Regions from separate parts of the Homo sapiens genome. Here all the other regions are linked to region 2. The links are chromatin loops, found by intact Hi-C in ENCODE. Cell type or tissue: HepG2. All regions are shown on one strand. Links, peaks and the distances in the headings refer to the core of each region. The heading gives the core; the rest is flanking DNA.

Region 1 (10,875 bases), core at 1,360-9,359, 120 kb after region 2:
ACTGCACCTTCAAGCCAGTGACTGCCTGAAGCCTGGGGCTGGGCTGCTGGTTCTTCTGGGCCTGCTCATGGCCACCCATGGACCAATCAGCATGTACTTCCTCCCTTCTGAGCCCATAAAAACCCTAGACTCAGCTAGACTTGAATAGATGTCAAGATGACTTGCCTATGGAAAGGAGCTACCCACTGTGGGTGTCCTGAGAGCTGTTCCATTGCTCAGTGATGCTCCTCTCTGCCTTCCTTGCCCTCCAGTTGTCTGTGTACCTTGTTCTTTCTGGACATGGGACAAGAACTCAGGACCTACTGAATGACAGGACTGAAATAGCTATAACACAACAGGCCTGAAAAACACCCCCACATGCCTCTTGCCATATTGTGGGTGATGAGAAAAACAGAAGAACTATGGCCTTTTGGGGAACCCAGACCTAGGGGCTCCCTGAGCCAGAGCTGTGACACCCTCTTTGGGGCTCTGCAGTTCCTGGCATCTCCAAGCTTCTGGGTGCCATGGTGTTCCACCCATCCAGACACGAGTGACTGCAGTGGATGTGTGCAGTACATCTCTTCCAGCCACAGCCTTGCACAGAGCCAGCACCTGTGCTGGTGCCTGGAGCTGCCCGCCCCACTGCAACAGCCAGTGTGACTGGCTGTGTGCAGTGGCCAGACCCTGTGTTCGCTTGCCCACACACCTCTCACTGCTCTGTGCCTGGCTTACCTTTAGCAAGTATGGGATCTGGGCCAGTATTTTTGTTAAAAAAATTTTTAGAGACTGGGTCTCACTATGTTTCTCAGGCTGGACTCAAACTCCTCGGCTCAAGCGATCCACCTCAGCCTTCTGAGTAGCTGGGACTACAGGTGGGTGCCACTGCACCTGGCTTGGGACCAACTATTATGTGTGCTATACTAGATTTTGTTTCACAGGCACATTAAAATATTGTTTAAGTTTAAAATTGAACTACTTAAGTGCCAGAAGGCTTAAGGCTTTAACAATGTTTAGGAGGTCAATTAACATCTATTTTTGGCTTTCCTTCGTCATTGCCACTTATTCAACAAGTAGTTATTGAGTGCCTGCTATGGCAAGATCCTCTTGGTTCTGGAGGAATAGCAAGCAAACAAAAACAAATAAAAATCCCTGCCCTTTACATTCTAGAGTAAGTTTACATTCTAGAGAGGCAGACAATAAATAGAATAAAATTAATAAAATATAACATATTCTAAAATCTAAAATATATAGAATGTCAGGTGGTAATTAAAAAAAGCAGTGATGGGAAGGTAAGAAGTGTGAGGTCAGGGAGGGTGAATTTCTGTTTTAAGTAGAATGGCCAGGGGAGGGCTCACTAAGATGTGATGTCAGATAAAAGACCTAAAGAAAATCAGAGAGTGGGCTGTGCAGGCATCCATGGGGAGGAGCTTTCCAGACAGAAGAAACAGCAAATAGAAAGACCCTGAGCTGGCTGGAGCAGGCTGTCATGTCTGATGGGCAGTTGGAGGCCAGTGTGGCTGGAGTGCACTGAAAAGGAAGGAGGACTTCAGGATGGTCTCTGACTGGCTATTGCAAGGACTTTGGATTTCACTTTGAGTGTGATGGAGAGTCACTGGAGGGTTTGAGCAGAAGAGTGATGCAATCTAATTTATACTTAAAGGAATGTTTTTGTCTGTTGGGTGGGGAAGAGATGAGTTATGAAGAGGGGTGGAGGAAAAGGCAAGGATATCTTAGTCCAGGTGGTGGCTTGAACTAGGGTGATAACGGTGGAAGTGAAACCAGCGGCTGGATTAGGGGCTGGATTTGGGATATGTCCTGAAAATAGATTGGACAGAATTTGCTGATGAATTGGATTTGAAGTTTGTGACAGGGAGGGAATAATCAAGGAAGAATTCAAGGTTTTTGTTGTGATCAACAGGAAGGATGAAGCTGTCGTTAACTGAGATGTGGAAGACTGTGGGAAGAAAAAGTTTGGAAGAAAAGAAAAGGAGGCAGGAATTGAATGTGTTAATTTAGAGAGTATATTATGTCTGAATGCAAACAATATGTAATTGAATATATATGTCTGGTGTTCAGAGGAGGACTCTAGGATGGATATTAAAATTTGGTAATTGTCAGAATGTACATAGTATTAAAAGCCACAATACTTGTTGAGATCACTAATGGGATGGGTAGAGGTAGAATAGGGAAGAGGTCCAGGTACTGAACCTGAAGTGCTCTGAAAGCTAGCCTATAAAAGGTCAACTGCAGAGGCTGATGCACAGAATCATTACCAGCAAAGATTAGGGAGAAGTGGCCAGTAAGAGTAGAGGAAAATTAGAAGACAGCAGTGTCTGGTAGCTATGAAAGAAACTATCTCAAGCGACAAGGAGTGATCAATAGTAAACTATACTCATAATTAATTTAAAATGAAGAGGGAGAACGTCTATAAGGTTTAGCATTGTGGAGGTCTTTAATAACCCTTAGAAAGAGTAATTTTTTTTTTTGAGACAAGGTCTTGCTCTGTCACCCAGACTGGAGTGCAGTGGCATGATCGTGGCTCACTGCAACCTCAACCTTCTGGGCTCAAGAGATCCTCCCACTCAGCCTCCCACGTATCTGGGACTACAGGTGCATGCCACTACACTTGGTTAATTGTGATGGAGACTGGGTCTACTTGGAATGAATTCACTTATTCTATTTGAAAATATCTGAAATAAACACCCCAAAATATTCTCTAAGCAAAAAACCTAGAACATACTTTCAGATATTGAGACAACAACAATAATATCAATGACAACTGACATTTATTCAGTACCTACTTGTGTCAGGGACTGTGTTAAAGTGCTTTACAAGTACAATTTTATTTGACTTTTCACAATCAACCTATGAATTAGGTTCAATTATCTCCATTTCATAAATGAGGAAGTTGACGTTTATAGACTTTTAAGTGTGTAAAGTCACATAATGAGTAAGTGATGGAACTGAGATACTGGAAATATTTTCATAATGCTTTTACACTGAATGATTATTTTGTTTCCAGGGTATATTGATATGCCTTTGGAAATAAGTAGTCTCATTCTTTAGAACCTAAGGTGGTATTTTTTACATTCCATTTATTTCATGTCCCTTTATTTTCCTGATATCTAGCACTTCTACAATAATGAAAAGTTATAACTAGTTCCTTTATAGTTGTTTGTATGGTACTTTTTTGATGCAGAGAACTACCTAACATATTTCAATTTATTAAATTAGATTAATATGTTCAATCAAGTTAAATGTTATTAAGGAAAATGCTATTTTCTAGAATGATTTCTATTTTTAATAGAAATTTATTTTGAGGAACTTGATTACATTTTTGGAAGTATATTCTTAAAATAATTACATCGAAAAGCCATTGAACATTTAACATACTCATTTCATGTTCATAACCTTTCTGTGTGGTGGACATTATTATTATCTACATTTTACACACAGGGACCTGGAGGTTTAAAGAAGTTGAGTAAATTGCCTGAAGTCACAGAGCTTGTAAGTGGTTGAGTAAGGATTGACCCCATGTCCTCTGAAATTACATTCCCTGCTTTTTCCACTACAACATGCATGTAAATTTAGTTAATTCCAATGCTCAGCTTGAAATATTATATCTTTACTCATCTGTGTTAAATTGATTACCCTCATTTGATGCACCATTGTAACTCTAACAGCTGGAGCAACAGGGGCCCACAGTTTTAGGAAAGCACGTATATATTTTTAAATTAGGCGTGTTTTCTCAGGGAAGCATGCGAGTAGTTTGTTATTATTTTTCTTTTTTAGGATTGATTCTACATAACCTGAGAGAGGGAAAAGCAGAATTACTGTTGCTTGGCTATGCTCTTCATAGTTGCTGATCCTTTTTTGAGGATGTAGCTAGGAGTGGTGTTAGCAGGGAAATGGAATGAACACAGACTGTGCCATGAATTCTGGAGCCTGCCCTGAAATAGGCTGGGGACTGTGTCATTGATTTTCTAGAATGACTTCCACAATTTCCCAACCCTCCTGAATCTCACATTCAATTCACAAAAAATTGTTGATTTCCTTACATTAGCATGCCCTTTTCACATTTACTTTTGAGCCTCTTTGATCAAGCTTCTACTCTAGGGCCAGAATGGTTTATTAGACATGCAACAATGATAACCCACGTATGGGTTCAAAATTCTTCAGTGGCTCCACATTACATTTAATATAGAATATCAATCCCTTAACATGGCCTACAGGGTCTGACCTGGTCTGGCCCTCTCCCTACTCTTCAACCTCAGCCAGTACCATTTTTCATCACAGGCCCCAGGCTTTCTTGAAGTTCCTTTAGTCTTTTCCTTCCTCAAGGCTCACGGAATACTATTTCCCCTGCCTAGAATATTATCTTCTCCATTCTTAGGGGTAAGTGCTTCCTCCTCAAAGACCTTCCCTGACCACCCAATCTAAATTAGGTCCCCCCAGCCCCTGTTATAATTTCTCTAATTATTTTCTGCCTTTCCTTCAAAGTGTTTATTACAATTTGGTGTTCCATTTTATTCGTATGTTTATTCTATATCAAGACCCCTCCCCATATAAATGTAAGTCACACAAGGGCACTTTCTATATCTGCTTTTTTTCACCACTGCCTGGTAACATAAAAGACATTCAATAACATTTCTAGAATAAATGAATGCCCTTTCATAAGCTGTTTTATCAACCTGGGATATAACAAAAATAGCCAATGTTTATTTTGCAGTAATATCCTAAGCACTGTAATGACATTACAAATTGGTTGATCCTGGAGCAGGGGTAAAGCTGGGAGATGCATGTATGTAATGATTAGGTTTCATGGGAGGATGTAAATTTTTTGTTTTGCTGCATTTTATTGACTGTCTAAAAAGCAAGTGATAAGGAAAGAGAACAAAAGGATTTGGTCAAATGTCGAATTCTATCACATTATATCTAGATATTCTTATGGAGAATATTGTGCAATCAAGAAGCTGTGATGTATAAGTAGATCAATATGAACTTGTTTTAAAGAGACGAATAGTCACATCAACTTTTCAATCCTTTTGATAAGTAGAAATAAGTAGGGACAAACTCAACTGTCCCTAATTTTCTTTAAATTTGAAAATAGTCTTTTACTGTCTTCACAGGATGCGTGATTGGGAGCAGAGATTGGTTAACACTATCATTTTAGCTCCCTCTGCTGGTAGTGAATGATGCGTTTAGCAGAGGGCTGACGAAAAGTGCAAATGTTGCTAAAGATAGGGATGAAACACCTTTGCTGTTGTTGCTAGTCTCCTCTTGGTCAAGGTAGGAAGCAAACATGCTGTTTTTAAAGCAATTTTTAACAGTCTTATTGATATATACTTTATATACAATAAGATTCACTTGTTTAAAGTGTACAATTAGTTTTTACTGTGTTTACAGAGTTGCACAACCATCACCATAATCTAATTTTAGAACATTTTTCATCGCCCCAAAAGAAATCTTCTATCCATTGGCTACAGCTCTCTTTCTTTTACCCTACCTCCTCTGCCACTAGCTCCTGGAAACCACTAAATTACTTTCTGTCTCCATAGACTTAACTAATTTGGACTCATTTGATAAATGGGTTCATACAATGTATGTTTATTTGTGTCTGCCTATTTCACTTAGCATACTGTTTCTAAGGTTTATTCGTGTTGTGGATCAGTATTTCATTAGTTTTTATTGACAAATAGTATTCAATTATATGGACATACCACATTTTGTTAATCTATTCATTATTTGATGGGCAATGAGGTTTCTGCTTTTAGGCTATTATGAATAATGCTGCTATAAACATTAGTGTTTAAGTTTTTAGGTAGACATATGTTTCAATTATCTTGAGTAGACAGATACCTAGGAATGCAATTGCTGGGTCATATCTACACTGAACATTTAGAGGAACTGCCAATTTTTTTCTAAAGTGGTTATACTATATTACATTCTCACACATGCTCTTTTGGATAGGTTTACAAAGTAGCGCCTAAGAGAAAGACAGCTTAAATTTAATGTGTCTTTTGTCATTTATTCTTTTAAAAATTTTTAAATTTTATTTCAATAGTTTTTGGGGAACAGGTGATTTTTGGTTACATGGATAAGTTCTTTAGTGGTAATTTCTGAGATTTCGGTGCACCCGTCACCTGAGCAGTGTACACTGTACCCAATGTGTAGTCTTTTATCCCTCACCCCTCCCACTGTTTCCTCCGAGTTTCCAAATTATGTCATTCCTATGCCTTTGTGTCCTCACAGCTTAGCTCCAACTTATAAGTGAAAACATATGATATTTGGTTTTCCATCCCTGAGCTACTGCACTTAGACTAATGGTCTCCAACTCCATTCATTGCTGTGAATGCCATTATTTCATTCCTTTTTATTCCATGGTGTATATATACCACATTTTCTTCATTCACTCATTGATTGATGGGCATTTAGGCTGATTCCATATTTTAGCAATTGTGAATTATACTGCTATAAGCATGCAAGTGTCTTTTTCATGAAATGACTTCTTTTTCTCTGGGTAGATACCCAGTATTGGGACTGCTGGAACAAACGGTAGTTCTACTTTCAGTTTTTTAAGGAATCTCCATAGTGTTTTCCAAAGTGGTTGTTCTAGTGTACATTCCCACCAGCAATGTAAAAGTGTCACCACATCCATGCCAACATCTATTATTTTTTGGTATTTAAGTAATGGCCATTATCTCAGAAGTAAGGTGGTATCTCACCGTGGTTTCAATTTGCATTTCCCTAATAATTAATGATGTTGAGTATTTTTCATGTCTGTTGATTATATATCTATTATGTTTTCATGTTTTTTGCCCACTTTTTGATGGGATTATTTGTTTTTTTTTTCTTGCATATTTGAGCTCCTTATAGATTCTGGATATTAGTCCTTTGTCAGACGCATAGTTTGTGAATATTTTCTCCCATTCTGTGGGCTGTTTACTCTGCTGATTATTTCTTTTGCTGGGCAGAAGTCTATTTATTTTTGTTTTTGTTGCATTTGTTTTGGGGTTCCTGGTCAGAAACTCTTTGCCTAAGCAGATGTCTAGAAGAGTTTTCCCAACATTATCTTGTAGAATTTTTATGGTTTTGGGCCTTAGATTTAAGTCTTTGATCCACCTTGAGATGAGTTTCATATAAGGTGAGAGATGAGGATCCCATTTCATTCTTCTACATGTGGCTTGCCAGTTATCCCAGCAGCGTTTGTTGAATAGGGTGTCCTTTCCCCACTTTATGTTTTGTTTGCTTTGTTGAAGATCAGTTGGCCCTAAGTATTTGGCTTTATTTCTGGGTTCTCTATTCTGTTCCATTGGTCTAAGTGTATTTTTATACCAGTACCATGCTGTTTTGGCAACGATAGCCTTTTAGTATAGTTTGAAGTTGAGTAATGTGATGCCTCCAGATTTGTTCTTTTTGCTTAGCCTTGTTTTGGCCATGCAGGCTCTTTTTTGGTTCTATATGAATTTTATGTTTTTTTTTCTTGTTCTGTGAAGAATGATGATGGTACTTTGATGGGAATTGCATTGAATCTGCAGCAATTTTGAGCATACTGCCAAAAGCAATATGATGCTTTGCATCATCAAAGCAATATATTGCTTTTGGCAGTATGGTCATTTTCACAATATTGATTGTACCCATCTATGAGCATGGGATGTATTTCCATTTGTTTGTGTCATTGATGATATCTTTCAGCAGTGTTTTGTAATTTTCCTTGTAGAGATTTTTCACCTGGTTCTGTATATTCCTAAGCATTTTATTTTTTTTTTGCAAGTGTTGTAAAAGGAGTTGAGTTCTTGATTTGATTCTCAGCTTGGTTCTTGTTGGTGTATAGCAGTGCTACTGATTTGTGTACATTGATTTTGTATCCTGAAATTTTACTGAATTTATTTATCAGATTTAGGAGCTTTTTGGATGGACCTTTAGGGTTTTCTTGGTATATGATCATAACAACCGCGAACAGTGACAGTTTTACTTCCTCTTTACCAGTTTGATGACTTTTGTTTCTTTTTCTTGTCTCATTGCTCTGGCTAGGACTTCCAGTACTATGTTGAATAGAAGTGGTGAAAATGGGTCATTCTTGTCTTGTTCCAGTTCTCAGGGGCAATGCTTCCAACTTTTCCCCGTTTAGTTCAGTTTTCAGTCCAGCTGTGAAACCATCTGGTCCTGGACTTTCTTTTTGTTGGCAATTTAAAAAATTACTGTTTCACAGTAAACTGAGATCACGCCACTGCACTCCAGCCTGGGCGACAGAGCAAGACTCCGTCTCAAAAAAAAAGAAAAAAATATTACTGTTTCAGTCTTGCTACTTGTTATTTGTATGTTCAGAGTTTCTGTTTCTTCCTGATTTAATCTAGGAGGGTGATGCATTTCCAATAACTTAGCCATCTTCTGTATGTTATCTAGTTTGTGTGCATAAAGGTGTTCATAGTAGCCTTGAATGGTCTTTTGTATTTCTAGAGTATTGATTGTAATATCTCCTATTTTGTTTCTAATTGAGCTTATTTGGATCTTCTCTCTTCTTAATCTCGCTAATGGTCTATCAATTTTGTTTAAGTTTTCAAAGAACCAGTTTTTTGTTTCATTTTTCTTTTGTTTTTTTTTTTTTTTGTGTCAATTTCATTTAGTTCTGCTCTGACCTTTGTTATTTTTTTTCTTCTGCTGGGTTTGGGTTTATTTTGTTTTTTGTTTATCTGGTTCTTTGAGGTGTGACTTTAGATTGCCTATTTCTGCCGTTTTGGACTTTTTGTTGTAGGCATTTAATGCTATGAACTTTCTTCTTAGCGCTGCTTTTGCTGTGTCCCAGAGGTTTTGATAAGTTATGTCACTATTATCATTCAGTTCAAAGAATTTTTAAATTTCCATCTTGATTTCATTGTTGACCCAAAGATCACTCAAGAGCAGATTATTTAATTTCCATGTATTTGTATAATTTTGAGAGTTCTATTTGGAATTAATTTCCAGTTTTATTCCATTGTGGTCTGAGAGGATACTTGATATAATTTTAATTTTCTTAAATTTATTGAGACTTGTTTTGTGACTTATCATATGGTCTGTCTTGGAGAATGTTCCATGTGCTGATGAAAGAATGTATATTTTTCAGTTGTTGGGTAGAATGTTCTGTAAATATCTGTTAAGTCTATTTGTTCTAGGATATAGTTTAAGTCCACTGTTTCTTTGTTGACTTTCTGTCTGGATTACCTGTCTAGTACTGTCAGTGGAGTATTGAAGTCCCCGCTATTATTGTGTTGCTGTCTATCTTATTTCTTGGGTTTAGTCATAATTGTTTTTATCAAATTGGGAGCTCCAGTAGTAGGTGCATATATATTTAGGTTTGTGACATTTTCCTGTTGAACTAATCCTTTTATCATTAAATAATGTCCCTCTTGATCTTTTTTTTTTTTTTTTAACTATTGTTGCTTTAAAGTCTGTCTTGTCTGATATAAGAGTAACTACTCCTGCTCACTTTTGGTTTCTATTTGCGTGGAATATCTTTTTCCACCCCTTTACCTTAAGTTTATGACAGTCCTTATGTGTTAGGTGAGTCTCCTGAAGACAGGAGATACTTGGTGGGTGGATTTTTATTCATTCTGCCATTCTGTATCTTTTAATTGGAGCATTTAATTCATTTACCTTCAGGATTAGTATTGAGATGTGAGGTACTATTTTATTCATCATGTTAGTTGTTGCCTTAATACCTTGTTTTTCTTTTTCATTGTGTTTTCATTGTATTGTTTTATGGGCCGTGTGAGATTTATGCTTTAAGGAGGTTTTACTTTGGTGTACTTCAGAGTTTCATTTCACTATTGAGAATTGTTTTACAGCATTTCTTGTAGTGTTGGCTTGGTAGTGGCAAATTCAGTGTCTGAAAAAGACTTTATCTCTCTTTCATTTATGAAGCTTAGTTTTGCTGTATATAAAATTCTTGGCTGACAATTGTTTTGCTTCAGGAGGATAATCATGGAATCCCAATCCCTTCTGACTTGTAAAGTTTCTGCTGAGAAATCTGCTGTTAATCTGATAGGTTTTTCTTTATAGGTTATCTGATGCTTTTGTCTCACAGCTCTTAAACTTCTTTCCTTTGTGTTGACTTTAGAAAACCTGATGACTATGTGCCTATGTGATGATGTTTTTGCAATAAATTTCCCAGGTATTCTTTGAGCTTCTTGTATTTGGAAGTATAGATCTCTAGCAAGGCCAGGGAAGTTTCACTCAATTATTGGCTGAAATAAGTTTTTCAAAGTTTTAGATTTCTCTTTTTCCTCAGGAACATCAATTATTCTTAGGTTTGGCTGTTGGACATAATTTCAAAGTTCTTGGAGGCTTTGCTCATTAATTTTTTTTCTTTGTCTTTGTCTGATTGGGTTAATTTGAAAGCCTTTTCTTTGAGCTCTGCAGTTTTCTCTTCTACTTGTTATAGTCTATTGTTGAAACTTCCCAGTGCATTTTATATTTCTCTAAGTGTGTCTTTCACTTCCAGAAGTTGTGATTGTTGTTTCTTTATGATATCTATTTCTCTGGATAATTTTTCATACACATCCTGTATTTAAAAAAATTCTTCAAGTTGGTTTGCACCTTTCTCTAGTATCTCCTTGAGTAGCTTAATAATCAAGCTTTTGAATTCTTTATCTGGGAATTCAGAGATTTCTTCTTGGTTTGATCCATTGGTGGGCAGCTAGTGTGATCTTTTTGGGGTGTTGTAGAACTCTGTTTTGTCATATTACCAGAATTACTATTTTGGTTTCTTCTCATTTGGGTAGAATATTTCAATGGAAAGGTCTGGAATGCAAGGCCTGCTGTTCAGATTCTTTTGTCCCATGGGCTGATCCTTTGATATGATGCTCTTCCACTTCCCCTAGGGATGGGGGTTCCTGAGAGCTGAACTACAATGGTTGT
Region 2 (8,000 bases), core at 1-8,000:
CTTCACTGTGCAATAGACAAATGCTTTGGCCTCTAGAACTTCTAAGTTCACCTCCATCCCAATACGTACCTAATACCCTGGCACTTTTGTGAAGAAAGCAAAACAAACTAAAGTCACGGTTCATTTTTATTGTATAGGCTTGTGATTTCTGTTTCTGGAGACTATTTTAGTGGAAGGAATATCACCAATACTAAAACCACTGTTTTTTTAACCCCTTTGATCCTTTAATCTTATTCTTTTGGCTACCTCATCTTCTTTCTTTTGGTCTGCTTACACTTCCTTGTCTTCTGTTACTTCCTTCCCATTCTATATCCCATGTCTGAAGCCCAATAGCCTCCTGGATATTAATGGGAGAAAACTGCTCCTGGTTCTAGGCTTGTCTTACCTCCTGCTCAGCACAGTGAGCCCCATGTCTTCCTCCTCACCCATTCCTCTCACTTATTTTCTCTCTCTTTTTTGACTACTGTAAGGAAAAGATTACCATGCAGAATCCGATGAAGTTATTGACATTTTATAGAGTCCAGGGGTGGGTTCTATAGCCCTGAAGATGATATCATAATAAGATGTATGGGCAGCTGGTGTGCCAGGCAGAAATTATACATTATTCTTGAGTTTTAAAATATAGTCATATTCTGAAGATGAATATTAGTTAATTGGAGAATAGAGACAATAATAAAGATATGTTTAATTCTTCTTTCATTTTCTATTTGCCAACCTATTACCTTTGCGATTATGCAAATTCCACAGTTAGCTTCACTTGTGCACACTTGGAATAAAAACCAACAGGCATTAAATAGTACTCTGGTTATCTGGACAAACATGAATATGCAACTCTCTTTGGTCATCTTGAACTTCACTAGTGACAGTGAGTTGCTTAAAATTCATTAATGACAATCACAAATGAAGCAATTTTTTAAATAGATTGATTTCTTAACTATTAATATAAAAGTGTGAGGGTATGGGAGGGTTAAGTTTTGAGTTTCCATCAAATCACTGTAATCTGATTCTAGTCCTCAAATGTCTATACTCCCAAAAGTTTTTTGGTAAAATACAGCTTACTGTGAATTCTGATTACATTTCCTATTCCCTTCCAAAAAACAGAAAGGAAATTAGGTTATATTTGATTACATTACAAAAAATCTAATTGGTGTCTGGGAAGTCATTGCCATGTCAGAAGCCAAATGTACATACTGTACAGGGGCAGGCTCTGGGCTTCTGGGCTCTGGCTTGTGGGCCTGCACTCTTATTCCTTAGCCCAGCAATTTGTTAGCATCAGAAGAGTTAAAAGAACACAAGTGGCCTGGGTACTGTGGCTCACTCCTGTAATCCCGGCACTTTGGGAGGCCAAGGCAGGCAGATTACTTGAGCTCAGGCATTCGAGACCAGCCTGACCAACATAGTGAAACCCTGTCTCTACAAAAATACAAAAAATTAGCCAGCCGTGGTGGCAGGTGCCTGTAATTCCAGCTACTTAGGAGGCTGAGGCAGAAAAATCGCTTGAACCTGGGAGGTGGAGGTTGCAGCGAGCTGAGATCGCACCACTGTACTCCAGCCTGGGCAACAGAGTGAGACTCCAACTCAAAAAACAAAACAAAACAAAAAAACCACAAGTGTACCTATGTGTTTCCATTATGAACAAAACATCTTTTGTATATGTGGAATAAGTGGAAAATTAACATTCCTTGAAACATGAGCACAATTTGTTTCTTCCTGACAGCAATGTTACCAATTTCAGTGTATCAAATTTCCTAAACTTTATTCAAGGAAGCCAAGTGTATATGGGTGGAGCAAAGAATGCAAATGATCTACGTCAGTCGTTTTCAACCATTTTTGATTTGTAGACCACTTTGTTAGTGTTATAGAACACTAACAATTTTAATTTCTCAAATGCATTTTGCCTACGAATCACCTAGGATTTTGTTAAAATGAAGATTTTTTTAAGTAAGACAGAGCTGAGACCAAGTGTTCTGCATTTCTTAGGCAGTGCTGATGCTGCTGGCCCACAGAACAAATCTGAATAGCAGGGTGATAGAGCATGTGGCCTCTTAACTTTATCTCCCTGGGTTATCAGTGGAATGCATAGGCATGCAAGCTGTTTTCAATTAAACACAAATAAGACAATGCCTGACTTTTATATTTTAAGTATATTATTAGCTCATAGAAGAGTGCAAAGTATGGATTTTGTTATTATTTCAGGTATTTCTTTTCCTTTTTTTCAGAGACACGGTCTTGCTCTATTGCCCGGGCTGGAGTGCAGTGGCAGGATCATAGCTCACTGCAGCCTCAAACTCCTGGGCTCAAATGATCCTCCCACCTCAGCCTCCAGCATAGGTGGGACTACAGTCATGCACATGACGCCCAGCCAATTTTATTTATTTACTTAATTATTTTTAGAGACAGCATCTCACTGCATTACTCAAGCTTGTAATTTCAGGTTTGAAAAGAGTTCTGGAGAATACTTTGCAGATCATCTGAGGGAATGCTCCAGGTCAGGTCAATAGTTTTCCTAATTTTCACTTAGGAAATACTTAACTGTGCAATTAAGCCAGTTAGAAAACACTAGTGCATGCATGAGTCCTATCCTCAGAGAGTGCAGTGGCATGATCAGGGCTCACTGTACCCTCGAATTCTTCTTGAGTTCAAGTGATCCTCCCACCTCAGCCTCATGTGTAGCTGGGATTATAGGCGCAGGCCACCATGCCCAGCTAACTTTTTAATTTTTTATAGAGAGACAGGGGTCTCACTATGTTGTCCAAGCTGGTCTCAAACTCCTGGGTTCAAGTGATCCTCCCACTTCAGCCTCCCAAAACGCTGAGATTACAGGCATGAGCCACCATACCTGGCCAGAGATTCTGATTTTAATTGTTCTAGGCTGCAGTCTAGGCTTTGGGTCTTTCCAGAAGAATCTTATTTGTAGCCAGTGTTGAGAAGGCCTGCTGTAGAAGTTATTCAGTTGGTACAAAAGTAAATGTGGTTTTTGCCATTACTCTTTATACAAGGCCAGGCATGTATAAAGACAATGAGCTCACAGCCCCTATCAAGGGTAGAGTGCTTCTTAAAGAGTGAATGTATAATCCAAGAAAAATAATAACGTGGAGAAAAATAAAGTGAATTCAAGAGAGTGAAAAGAAAAAAAAAGGGAAACCATGTAGAAAAAAAGGCTAAGTGAAGATCTAAGGGTTGACTCCAGTCCAAGAAGAGATGGCAATGGAGTGGAGACTTTCTAGGCATTGGCAGTGTGGATGAGGCAGAGTCCTACTCTCATCATTACTTTATTGATACGGAAGCACAGAGGCTAACGTATGGCCTGGAAAATGAATGGAGAATGGATAAGGAATGCATGTTTGTAATGATCAGTAAATTCAAACTAATGTTTTTATTTTTAGACGTGCTTAAAGGAAGAAGGAGAAGTACAATTAAATACTTTAAAACCAGGACAATAGAACTTTAAAGGGGCACAATATACCCTAAACCTCCAAACTGGCCTTGTGTATGTATGGGTAGGGCACTCCTTTTGTTGGTACAATATGGTATCTGCAGAGTTGGTGGTTCAGCCTATGTTTATCATGCTCTTTTCTTTTTTCTTTTCTTTTCTTTTCTTACTCTGGAGTGGTGCTCTGTAGCTCAGGCTGGAGTGCAGTGGCATGATATAGCTCACTGTAACCTGTAACCTCAAACTCCTGGGCCCAAGTGATCCTCCTGCTTCAGCCTCCCGACTAGCTGGGACTGCGGGCACATGTCACCACACCTAGCTAAGTTTTTTAATTTTTATTTTGTAGAGATGGCAGTGGGGGTGTCTCACTATGTTGCCCAAGCTGATCTCAAACTCCTGGCCTCCAAGTGATCCTCCCACTTTAACCTCCCAACATATCATGCTTTTTTTTTTTTTTTTGACAACTCTTAAGTCTTGCATCAAAGCTGCACAAAAAATATCAGTGAGAAAAAGTGGGACACTGGCACACATTGTCAACATTCAACACTCACACTGGTCTGTCTGTGCTCTGGACAAAGGGGCCCCTGACAAACATTGCATAACCCAGCTGATACAATCCAGTGTGAACTGGGGGCCGAGTATCTATCTAGATCCTTTAGTTTGGATGTGGTCAGTGTCAAACCAGAAAGTTAACCCTTGACCTTTTCACAGGGAACACATAGTTATAAAGTTTCAAAATGTTATTCTTTTTGCAAAACCAGAAACCAAATGTAGAGACACCTGGTGAACAGTGAATATCTAGACTGTAAGAAACTAAATCTGAACACCTTTATCAGGCAGGCACCACCAGTTCCAGTGAACAAAAGATTCATGGTTTTCTTTTTCTCAAAGAGTTCACTTCTGTTTGTGTTCTGTTTGTGATCTTCTTTCAGCTGATAGTGGCTTTTGGTTACAAACTCTTATCCTTCTATCTACTGCCTGCCTTGCAGCTGTTTAAAGTTCCTACTGGCTACCGCCATTATCACCATTTCAATTTTGCCACACAGATACCCCAACTTGAGGCTGTTTTGCTTCTCCAGCTGTTTCTTCTTTCCTTCAGGTAAAGGCTTGTGCAACAAAGGAGAAGTGATACTGTCATGACATTAAGGAGCTCCAGAAAATACAACAGACCTATCTCATACCACAAAGGGGCCCTTGTGGGCTTGTTTATCTATAGGCTGGTGAAAACCTAGGAAGTCACTTTGTTTGACTGGAGTAAAAGGCTTGAAATGATCTCAAGCACAGATTTTCTTTCATTAAAAAGAAAAAAAGATCAAAGGACGAAAGTATCATCTTCAAATCTCACAGTCCTCCTTCTATGTTACCTCGGTAAAACGCATTAAGCAAACTATATGTAATTATTAACCGAAGGATTCTTTACAACAATTTTCAGCTGGAGTCCACAATATTTATCAATATTTATTTGCCCTTTTAATGCATTTATCTTCCTCATCACGAACTACAACCCAGTATTTTGTTTGGCAGATGTGCATCTCCATTGTAAGTAAAATTACAGCATATATCACACGTGTGATATATTGGACATCATGCAGTATATTGTAAACACTTATACATTCTAATGGGAGGAAGATTTACTGACTAAATAGTAGTGGTATAGACTTGCCAAGTAATCACTACAATCAACTGCTTACAATACAAGTTCCAAAACATTTAGCTGGGAGAATGTTCTTTTGTGAGTAATTTTATTTATTCAGAAGTTTTAAATCAGTGTGTGTAGGGGGGTAGGAAACTCCTGATGGAAAAGTTGTGGATTCAGAGTAGGGAACACCAACACCTCTGTGAGTCCATGTGTCTGTGTGTGGTGTGTGAATCTAAGGTATGTTTGTATCTGTGGGATTGTTTATGGCCATGTCTGCACATCTGTGTTCTGTGATGGGGAAGCTTCAGGATATACCAGTAGATCTTAGGCTCCTGACTTGAGGATCCCTAATGTATTATATAGGCAGTACTAAAATAGTAAGCCTTTATTTGACTCGAAAAAACTTGATTACAAGGCAACTCAAATAATCCTAAAACAGAATAAATCAAAGATGTCAAAATGTCTAGATTACAGCATCTATTTTTTTTTTTTAGGTAAAAGGAAAGCACTATTTCTTATTCGAATTCAGAAGCAAGAATATTACAAGGGAATGTAGGACAGGATCTTGGAAGTAGTGCTTTGGACTGGAGATGTTGCAATTAAATGTCCACCCTAAAACCCCAAACTCCAACACTGGTTCCTCCCATACATATTGCTCAATGAGGCTATGAAGAGTTGTTACTCTAATGGGCTCTCATTCACAATACATTTAGGTATGACTCCCAACCAAGGAACATACTAAAATGGTCAACTGAACATTTCAATGCTTCTTCCCAAATTGATCTTAAATATATTTTGCAATGTCTACTATACTTACAGGGATTGAAGGCTTCGCAAATTCTGCAGAGCTTCTGTGGGTACGTGTCTTAGCTGATTATTCTGCAGCATACTGTATGTTAAAAGAAATAAAGAAAAATGTTAAAAAAAATGAACAATAACAGGCCTAAACAAGGCCAGGCACTGTTCCAGGTGTCAGAAAAACAACAGAGCATCAGACAAAGTCTTGTCTTTTGGGGAGCTGAAATTCCTGTGAAGAGTGAAGATAATTAAAGATGAACAAATGAATATATTAACATGAGACAAGTGATAAGTACTATGAATAAAAAACAAAACTATGAATTTGGGATAGATGGTATCAGGGGGTGAGATTTTTATTTTAAAGGTGGTCAGGGAAGGTCTCTCTGAAAGGTGATATTTAACTGGAGACCAGAAGGAATACAGGGAGAAAATCCTTGTGAATATTTGGGAAAAGTTACCAAGGAAAAGAGAAGAGTAAGTACAAGGGCTGGAGGCTGGAGGGAGCTTGCTTGACTTGTTAAAGGAGCAGCAAAGGACCAACTGTTTCTGAGGAATGAGTGAGGACTCGAGGTTGGGAGAGAGAGCCTGAGACCATCTCATGGAGGGCTTTGCCAGCCACCATAAGGCTTTATTTTATGTGTGATGAGAAACCACTGTTGAAGGGCATATGTAGGAAAATGACATGCTCTTATATATGTTTTTTAAAGGATCTGCTACTTGTATAAGTTACACCAAATGGAAATAAGGATAATGGTAGGAGGCTAAAATTGTCTCCCTTCTCTGCATGGCTTTATTTTGATATAAGCTAAATTCTTTTTGTGAAGTATTTGTGTTTTTGCACTTGCACTTGAAAATCTTGAACAGTTTTTCATAATATGGGGACTACAGAATGGAAACGCCTGGAAGCTATGAAATAAAAATATATCATTGCTAATGAGGAAATAGCATGGAAACAAATTCCCATGAGATTCCTTATATTTTGCTACCTTATTCATAAATGTTTATAACACAAGAATTCTGCAGCACATTTTTTTTCTCCCAGTATTTTGTAGTCCATGTAAGCCTGAGGCAGAAGACTATTTTAGGAAAGCAGAAGTTTTAAAGAAATATTTCTACTTATTAAGTTGCAAACTTGTATTTGTGTTTCAGAAACAATCTGCCTGGTTCTTTCATCTCTGCAAAGGAAGTTTCTTTCTGTTCACTACTTGACTAGCTGGAATTCCACCCAGGTGTGTCTAACTCCAAAGCTTGGTGTGTTTTCCAGTGCACCAGGCAGCATTCTCTTGAGGCATATGTGCTGACTGTGTAAATTCTCAGATTGCATGTGAACGGTATGGTTAAGAATATGGATTCTCAAATCTGACCACCTCTTCTCTGCCACTAGAGATTGGAAAATCACCAAATCTCTCTATGCCTCAGCGATCAGTAATAACACCTACCTTGCAGGGCTCATTGTGATGATTCAATGAGTGAAGGTTCATAGAACAATGCTTGCTACATGATAAGCATTCAGTAAAAATTGGCCCTTTTAATGTACATTAATAGGCCCTTTCTCGAAACTAATAATTTTTGTACTGGGTTTGACAATTTAATGAGCCAGAGAAAAAGAAAACTCTATGCCATTGGTTGTCAAACTTTAGGGTTCATCAGAAGCCATTGGAAGGTTTGTTAAAACAGAATGCTGGGCCCCATCCCAAAGTTTCTGGTTTAGTAGGTCTGAGGAAGGGCCAGGAAATTCACACTTGTAACAAGCTCTCAGGTGACGCCAATACTGCTGAGCAGGGCACCACACACTGAGAACTACCCCATGCTGTGCTAAATATTTATGTATTTAGTTATTTAATTATTTATTTATTTATTTTGAGACGGAGTCTCACTCTGTCACCAGGCTGGAGTGCAGTGGCGCAATCTCGGCCCACTGCAACCTCTGCCTCCTGGGTTCAAGCAATTCTTTTGCCTCAGCCTCCCGAGTAGCTGGGACTACAGGCATGCATCACCGTGCCCGGCTAATTTTTGTATTTTTAGTAGAGATGGGGTTTCACCATGTTGGCCAGGCTGGTCTCAAACTCCTGACCTCAAGTGATCCTCCCACCTCAACCTCCCAAAGTTCTGGGATTCTGTAATCCCAGG
Region 3 (8,000 bases), core at 1-8,000, 65 kb after region 2:
TCCCATAAAAATCTCTCCTAGATCTTAGCTGATTAGGAATTAATCTCTTCTTCCACTAAACTCTCTGAGAATTTTCTTTTTACTTATATTAAACTGTTAATCACAACCTTTCTTTTGTTAGGGTTCCAAGAGGCCCTGACACTTAAACTGAGTCTTGAAAAGAAATATCAGCTATGATAAGGGGGGGATGAGTGAGAGAAGGAAAAGCATTTCTGGTAGGAGAACAGCATGTACAAGAGCGTCGCAGCATAAGAGAGCAGGCTGTTCTGCAGAAACTACAATAGATTGGCATAGTTGAATGGAAGTGCTTGTGTTGCAACACGACCCATTAGGAGGCCTGAAAAGCATCAACAGCCAAGGCCAGATCAAGCTGGCCTCATATGTCACGTTGAGAAGTTCAGACTATCCTGGAGGCTCTGGGAGCCACTCTAGGACTTTAAGCAGGGAAATGACATCATCTTTGGATTTAGTAAATCTCTTGGGTGGCAGTTCTTTTTCTTTTGTTTTAAATTAAAGACGTATAAAGGGAACAGTGTTTTAATTTTGGAGATTGTATAGTATATTTTAGTTTATTTTCCTTCTTTCTTGATAGCCAACTTTTTTTTGTCATTTTTGTGTCATTATTCCATATTAATTTTGAATTAGATGCACTAACAGGCTTAAATTAGAACAATTCTTCACACGTTCTTTCATTTGTGGTCAAGCAATCTTCCTAGATGCATTTTTGGGAGACTTACATGTCTGCTAGCCTCAGATTGGCTGAGAATCTTCTTGAACCCTACTTGCAATTCCAATTAGTCACAGATCAAAACATTAATGTGGACAGATTAAAGCAGAAGCCCTCATGCTTTATTTCCTAATATCATCTGTCTTTGCTTTGAAAAGCACACCAACGGAATCTTCTGCATCTGTACACCCCAAAGGCAATTTAATCTCCCTTGGCCAACATTAAAGCTTTAAAGTAACTCTATGCTATGATGTATTTTTCCTCCTTTTCCAAGTTCAAGAATTACATAATTCACTTTTTATCAGACTCATTCTAGAAGACGATCAGTTGCTACATTGTTTATAGTTTTGAACATTATCTAAAAGAAGCCCTACAAGCTTAAAATTAAGTAAATTGATTTTTCCACATACTGTCATGTGAAATTGAATACAGGCAAGGACATAATCTAGAGAGTATTAACATATGTTGCTTTGTAATATATTTACTAATGGTAGTATTTTAAAAGATTGGGGAACTAAACCATCCGTTTATAAACTTTAAATACCAAAATAACTTCTCCCCACTTACTGGGTCGATTTTAAAATAGATTTTTCTGTAGGTGTGGGTCTCCCACCTAAACTGAAGCTTATCCTTTAAAGTGCCAAGACAGTTTCAATGTTAAAAATTGGTATAGGAATATTTTAGTAATTTATTCTATACTTTACTGTCTTAAAAAGAATTTTAATTTTTCTTATCATTCATGGTCACCATCTTATAAACACCAGTACCTGCTCGGGAGCAACTTTTGAAACTAATGAGTGAAAACTGTGGGATTCCTTGTTAACACACCAAATGGTGATAGATAGCTTTGCTTTATTTTTTGGTTCTAATTTCTGAATTGTTTATCCTTTGCTGTTTTTTGGGTTATTAGTTGATAAGTCCTGCAGTTATCAATGAAAAGTGAAAGGGATTTTTTTTTTTGTATTTAGTTTTTATAGAATTGAAATATATATTCAACGTACATTCAAAAGCCAAATAAGAAAGCTTATCTGGATTATATGTAAAAGAAAACAAATAGGATGTGAAAGAGATCCCAGGGCTCATTTTTGAAGAGATTTTAGTGCATGAGATTTGTACAGTAATATTCGACACTCAGCATCCTTTTTCAACTCTTGGATTTGTTTTAAGAGGCTGAAGTTGCAAGAAGACTGACCTCTGGGAAAGCGAGGTGTTGTTACTTAGCTACTTGGTAGGATGGTAAACTGACTCTAAATTTTTAATGATTGCAAATGAATACAGAGTGTATTACTTCAGGATCTAAGGATATATAGATAATTGTTCTGTAATTTCATTTGTTTTATATATAATAATAAAACACTAGTAATCTGGTAAATTGAATAATCATATTCTTAAAATTAAGGATGACTTAAATTATCACTGCAAATTTATCCCTCTTTTTAAACCAAATTCTAAATTTTTATATTTATATTTATTTATTTATTTAATAAAAATATTTTGTAGTTACAGGATCTCACTATGTTGCCCCGGTTGGTCTTGAACTCCCGAGTTCAAGGGATCCTCCCACCTCAGCCTCCTGAAGTGCTGGGATTAGAGGCATGAGCCATTATGCCCCGACTTAAAATTTTTTTTAAATGAATAAAACAGACAGGGCAGTGGAAATTAACCAAAATGCCATTCATTTTTCAGTTTCTTTCTGAAAACTCAGCTTGTCACATTAATTCATTTAAAGTCCTGCCATTCATCATTCAACAAATTAATAATGAATATTTTTTTAAGTGTTGAAAAGATGATAATTTATAAACCTACTACACAATTTCCTCCCAAATCATAATTCATTCACTTATTTATTCACTCAACCAACATTTCTATGAATGTTGATTGTTAGAATCTTCTGTGTGCCAGATCCATGATGTGCTGGGAATGTAAGATCCTGTAAGACATGGCCACCGTTAAAATCTTTCAGACTAGATTGTAATCTCTTTGAGGGTGGAGATTTAGCAATAATTAAATACTAAAATCGATTATGTTCATATATGAATTATTGATAGCATAGTATATGTGCACTGAAGCTTCTATCACTCTATTCATTGAATACTCACTCTTGGGGAGAGAGAATTTAACCTAAAGCCATAAAGGTTGCTCCCAGATATTCCAAGTGAATTCTACTATCCACTTAGGATTAGGTTTGCATTGTCCTTTTTGATCATAGAATGTGCTTTATACAATCAACGTGTGCTGTGGAATTCATATGCCATGTGTAACACATATTTTGCTACTGACTAGAGTGATGGAAGTCAGATGTTAGAAGCTCTTGTTTAGCCAGTATTCTTAATAGTGTTACAATGCCAGTGTTGAGAGACAAGGATCACACCCTTGTGGTATGGATCCCCCAGCCCTATCCTTTCTCAGGTTATGTTTGTTTAACAACATTCTTGAAACAAAGGCTTTGCCTATTTTCCATTTCAAAAGAATATTTCTTCTTGTAAAATCTCACACAAGATAGGAGGACATGTTGTGGTTGTTTGATGTGGGAGATATGTTTGAATAAGGACAGCTTTGTGAAACCTATTATATCTATTGGGGCAGCTCTCCCTTGGAGTGATTTCCCTGTTTACTGGGTATGTATCTGTGGGCATACTTGCTCCGGGGAGAGCCTGGTGTCCTGGAAAGAACACTGACCTGGAGGTCAGACGGCTTCTGTTCTGCCATGTATGAGGCATGGAAACTTGAGCAAGTTACCTTTTGCATCAGTTTCCTTGTTTATAAAATGGGGATAATAATAGTTATCTCATAGGGCTATTCTAAGGTTTAAATGGCATTATAATGTATGTATATGCATGCATTTTGTCATGAATTGTACATGGTATATAAAATTAGTATATGAGTAAGTAAAAAGTATTCTTATTAACTAAGAATGTTATATATGCTGCAGGCACATCACTATGTTTAAAAAAATTTCACTAGGTTTTTGAGGAACAGGTGGTGTGTGGTTACATGAATAAATTCTTTAGTGATGATTTCTGAGATTTTGGTGCACCCATTACCCAAGCAGTGAACACTGTACCCAATGTGTCGTCTTTTATCCCTCACCGCCCTTCTACCCTTTTCCCTGAGTCCCCAAAGTTTATTTTATCATTCTGAAGGCATGTCACTAAGACACAAAGACTATTACAAGTATGTTAGAATATGTTGTTTTTTTCCCTCATGATTCAGAATATACTACATACTCTTTTAGTAATAATGATAGCTAATATTTATTGAGTGCTATTATGTCACAGGCACTGTGCTTGGCCTATTCAGTCTCCATAATGATCCTTTGTGGTGGGGGCTGTTATTACTCCTGTTTTATAGGAAGGAAACTGAGTCACAGAGAAGCTAAATATCCTGCCCATGATCACTAGCTGGTAAGTTGCGGAGGATTCAAAACAAATTTTCTTAGAGCCCTCACTCTTAAAAAAAAAAAAACAAAACAGCTTTATTGAGCTATAATTCATATACCATACAACTCACCTAAAGTATTACAATTCAGTGATTTTTAGTATATCCACATAGTTCTCCAACCATTACCAAAATCTAACTTCAGACATTTTCATCACCCAGAAATCCCATGTCCATTAGCAGTCACTAACCAGTCCAACATCCTCCTACTCCTCAGCTGTAAGCAACATAATCTGCCTTCTGTCTCTAGTTCTGTCAGAATAGATTTGCCTATTCTGGACATTTTGTACAAACAGACTCACACACAAGGCTCATTCATATTGTATCATGTATCAGTACTTAATTTCTTTTAATTGCTGAATAATTTTCCATTGTGTAGATATACCACACTGTATTTATCCATTCATCAGTTGGTGGACATTTGGGTTATTTCCACATTTTGATAGAGCCCTTATTCTTACCCATTATGGTTGACTTCATTATTTATTAATCATTTACTATATTATTATTAAAAAGTTTTGATTATTAGGTAGCTCTGATAATTTGCCTTCCTGATAAAAAGAATTTGTTAATTCATTAAACATTTACTGAACAAATACTGTACACCAGATAGGTGTGTCAGGGATCTGAACAACATTCCTGTCCTCATGGGGAGGGGAGACAAACAAATAGTTATGAATTTGGTAAGTGCTCTAATAAAGATGTAACCAAGATGCTGCGGGAGCTCATTGGAGGGGAGCATACTTCAGACAAGGGGAACATGGGTAAGATGGGGCAGAAAAGCTCCATTGAGGGGTGGCCTAGTGCCTAATCTAGGGATGAAGAGGGATCATCTAGGTAGAGTAGAGTGAGGAAGACAATCTTGGCCTCACGTGCAGGGACAGCACATGTTCTGTCAGAGATGGTTTGTTGTAAGGTGTCCATGAGGCAGTGCAGAAAGTTGAGCCTGCCTAGAGATGGGGTGGGAGTAAGATTATAGCAAGATTTATAGGCTGCGTTTGGATTTTATCTCATACTCTAGTGTTTCCCAAACTCATTATTTTGCTATAAGGACAGTAACTTAAATATGATTCTATACACATTTGTGTTACGTATGTGTATACACACATCTACATACATAAAGACATATATGTGTGTATGTAGACATATCTATAGACCTATGGATATATATTATTGGACTCAAATTACCTAGGGAAGTTAAATAAAAGTGGAAAAGATCCATCATTACCTGTAAATAGAAAACCAGTATCATCTGTCATACATGGAAGGAAACTGTTAAAGTACATACAATGAAAACCAAACAATGTTAATAAATTCTAGTTATATTCCTAGTTAGCTGCTGCCAAGTCAAACTGAGCCTGAAGCCTGTTCTCCCTTTGATAAAAAGGGAGTTTAGTGAGAGCAACAGAGGTGTGGAAGACAAACTAACCCTGGCTAAGACTTTCTCATTGATGAAGCCAGAAGGGCTGAAGGGAAATTGAAAAGGGAGCAACTTTCCCTTTAGGTGATAAGATGTTTTAGATTTCATGACCCAGTATCAACTAAGATCACTTTGGATACTGCTGGTGGTATGGATACCCCCAGGAGGCACTGAAGGTTTTTTAGCAGAGGTAGAAATGTCTCCCTGGTGGTGGCCTGGGAATGAATTAGAGGACAGTCAGCCCACAGCGGGTCACTTCAATAATCCAGGTGAGAAGGGAGGACAAGAAAGGGCCCTGCACACTGGAATGTGTGTTGTGCGATGGTACTCTGCCTAGAGGTGAGCCTTCATTAGGTTCCTGCTTTTAAAAGAAAGAGCAGGAAACTCACTACAAGACTTTCTAGGTGTTGGCGGGTGGGGCGGCGGGGAGGCAGTGGGATTTAAGGCACTTCTGTAAAAACCCTTCCTTCCTTCATGGCACTGGGCCTTTAATTGTTACCAAGGCAGTTAAGTGGGGGCATTTCTTCCAGGGTTTGGGGGAGGTGTGGCCGACTGAAGTGGGCCGAGAAGCGGCTCTAAGCCTTCATGCGTTTATCCTTTCAGCTTCCACTTCACTGGATTTTCTCAGTTTCTCCGCTTTGACCTCACCCCCATCTCCTGCCCCTCTTGGCTTCTTTGTGTCAGTGTCGCTTTCTGTCAGATCACTGTCAGCGGCCCAGGGAAATGGGCAAACAAGGCCAGAGCGTGCTGCTCCTGAACCGCACTGATTCCCACTCCCAGCGCCCACGCGGAGGCAGGCAATTGGAGTGACAGGCCCGCCCAGCACACAGTGACTCATCTCAGCCTCCAGGATCAGGCCAGAGGACGCCAGGAGTTTGCCCTGTTTATGAAATCACCTCGAGATTCCACTGAAGTTAGTAGAAGAAGGCAATGACAAAGTGTGAAGTGAGGCAATTCTAATCCACATTATGACTGGGTAATATTTTAAAATTGCATTCAGATTTTTACCCTATGAAGAAATGTTTTAAATATAATCTCTTTGGAAGTCGGTTACTTTTCAGGCTGAATAAATTCACCTGGCCAAAAACCAATGGCAAAATGCTCAGAGAATGAATGTAGAAGGAAAATGGTGCCCATAGTCATTCTGGAAGTAGAAAATAATCTCCACATTAAAACTAAACATAAATTTAAACTAAACGAAAATACAAAAATTGAACAAAATCTAAACACATTTAGAAAGCATCAATTCTCTTTTCGAACAATGTGACATTACACTTTTAATATTTGGGGGGCTATTTACAGCTCTTATATTAATACAAAGGTAATTGAGAAAGATATTCTCAACATACACAATTGTTTGGCAAGAGTTTATCTAATTCTCACTGACAAACAAAATTATGAGTACCTTCTGAATACAGAAATATATTATTCCTTTTCTGAGCCCCACGTTTTAGGAATTTAGCAAAGATGTGGGAAAAAAGGAAGGAAAGAGAAAACTCAACATGTCCACGCACCAAAAAAAAAAAAAAAAAAAAAAAAGAGGCTACCACAGAGATCCTTCAAAGTTGTCTTCTGTAGTGGGAGGATTTCCTTTAAATCCTTTTCAAAAGCATATGGCTGGCTTTGAAAGCTTAAATGGCATTTGTCAACCATCAGTAAATCTTTAAAATTGTTTCTGCAAATAGGCCAACTCAGAGTTTCGGCTTTTCCCATTAATCTTTAGGTAGGACCACTGAAGACTTTTTCAGAGCCTAGATAATGCCTTGATTAAAAGGCTCATTCAAGAGGGAAGGCTTTAGCATTCACCTTGGGTACATAGTCATTTCTCCAGGGTATTCATGGGCTGTTATTTCAACTCTGCAATTGTGCCTCAAACAAGACATTTTTTTGCCACAAAGCTTTGGGTAGAGACATTCTTTAGTGAATTACTGAAACTTTGCCCTTCTATTTGTCACAGCTTGTTATTTTTTATCAAGTGCAATCAGTGCAAATAGGAGACTCAGACTGACAACTTTACAACTGTTGCCTTTAAAAACAGACAACATTTTATTTTATTTTTCCAAATGTCCCAGTAGTCTTGCTAAAACTACATGTACCTGTCTGGGTACTGTCTTGCCTACCAGTTTGTCATTTACAGCACAGCTTCTGGCCATCAAAATAAATATAGAAACAAATTAAATAGATGAAGGCTAAAGCATTAAAAATATTCAATTACCCTTTTAAACTCTCACAATGTTTAGTGAAAATCAATCTGCTTATCCCACATTAATATGACATAATGTTCCTTAGCCTATGTAATATTTTTAAAAGCATTTCTCTCAACTTTGTGAGAATTAATAAGGAATCAGATAAGGCTCTGTGAAATTCTTAGATGGAATGTGCTTTGCAAGTTTAAACAATAAAATACTTTGGATT

Evidence for each region. Hi-C counts contacts between places; a loop is a spot of excess contacts. Peaks named below come from ENCODE experiments on the same cell type or tissue, not always from the same donor. Only the 100,000 strongest peaks of a DNase experiment are listed, where the experiment ranks them.
Region 1: it touches region 2 in a loop (3-fold over the local background); 2 of 110 quality-filtered maps call a loop at or near these places.
Region 3: a loop joins it to region 2, with 6 times the contacts of the local background. A loop is called at or near these places in 5 of 110 quality-filtered maps.

The regions. Positions count from the first base shown.
Region 1 is chr12:71,410,111-71,420,985 of GRCh38, reverse strand. No RefSeq gene overlaps it. Among named protein-coding and RNA genes, the nearest start is that of LGR5, 24 kb to the left of the region's middle. RefSeq lists a silencer at 5,197-5,246. In HepG2, for the core only: a CTCF peak has its summit at 5,158 (motif pointing left); DNase peaks (open chromatin) are centred at 5,155 and 9,185.
Region 2 is chr12:71,533,076-71,541,075 of GRCh38, reverse strand. It overlaps LGR5 (leucine rich repeat containing G protein-coupled receptor 5), which reads right to left. Exons shown (of 18, transcript NM_003667.4): 4 at 5,890-5,961. LOC105369833 (a long non-coding RNA gene) reads left to right here. Exons shown (of 4, transcript XR_001749200.2): 3 at 7,020-7,099. Among named protein-coding and RNA genes, the nearest start is that of LGR5, 97 kb to the right of the region's middle. In HepG2, for the core only: no CTCF peak of the experiment used is centred there; DNase peaks (open chromatin) are centred at 4,015 and 4,645.
Region 3 is chr12:71,467,834-71,475,833 of GRCh38, reverse strand. All of the region lies in intron 1 of LGR5 (leucine rich repeat containing G protein-coupled receptor 5), which reads right to left. Among named protein-coding and RNA genes, the nearest start is that of LGR5, 32 kb to the right of the region's middle. RefSeq lists a silencer at 2,899-3,099. In HepG2, for the core only: no CTCF peak of the experiment used is centred there; DNase peaks (open chromatin) are centred at 3,273 and 6,463.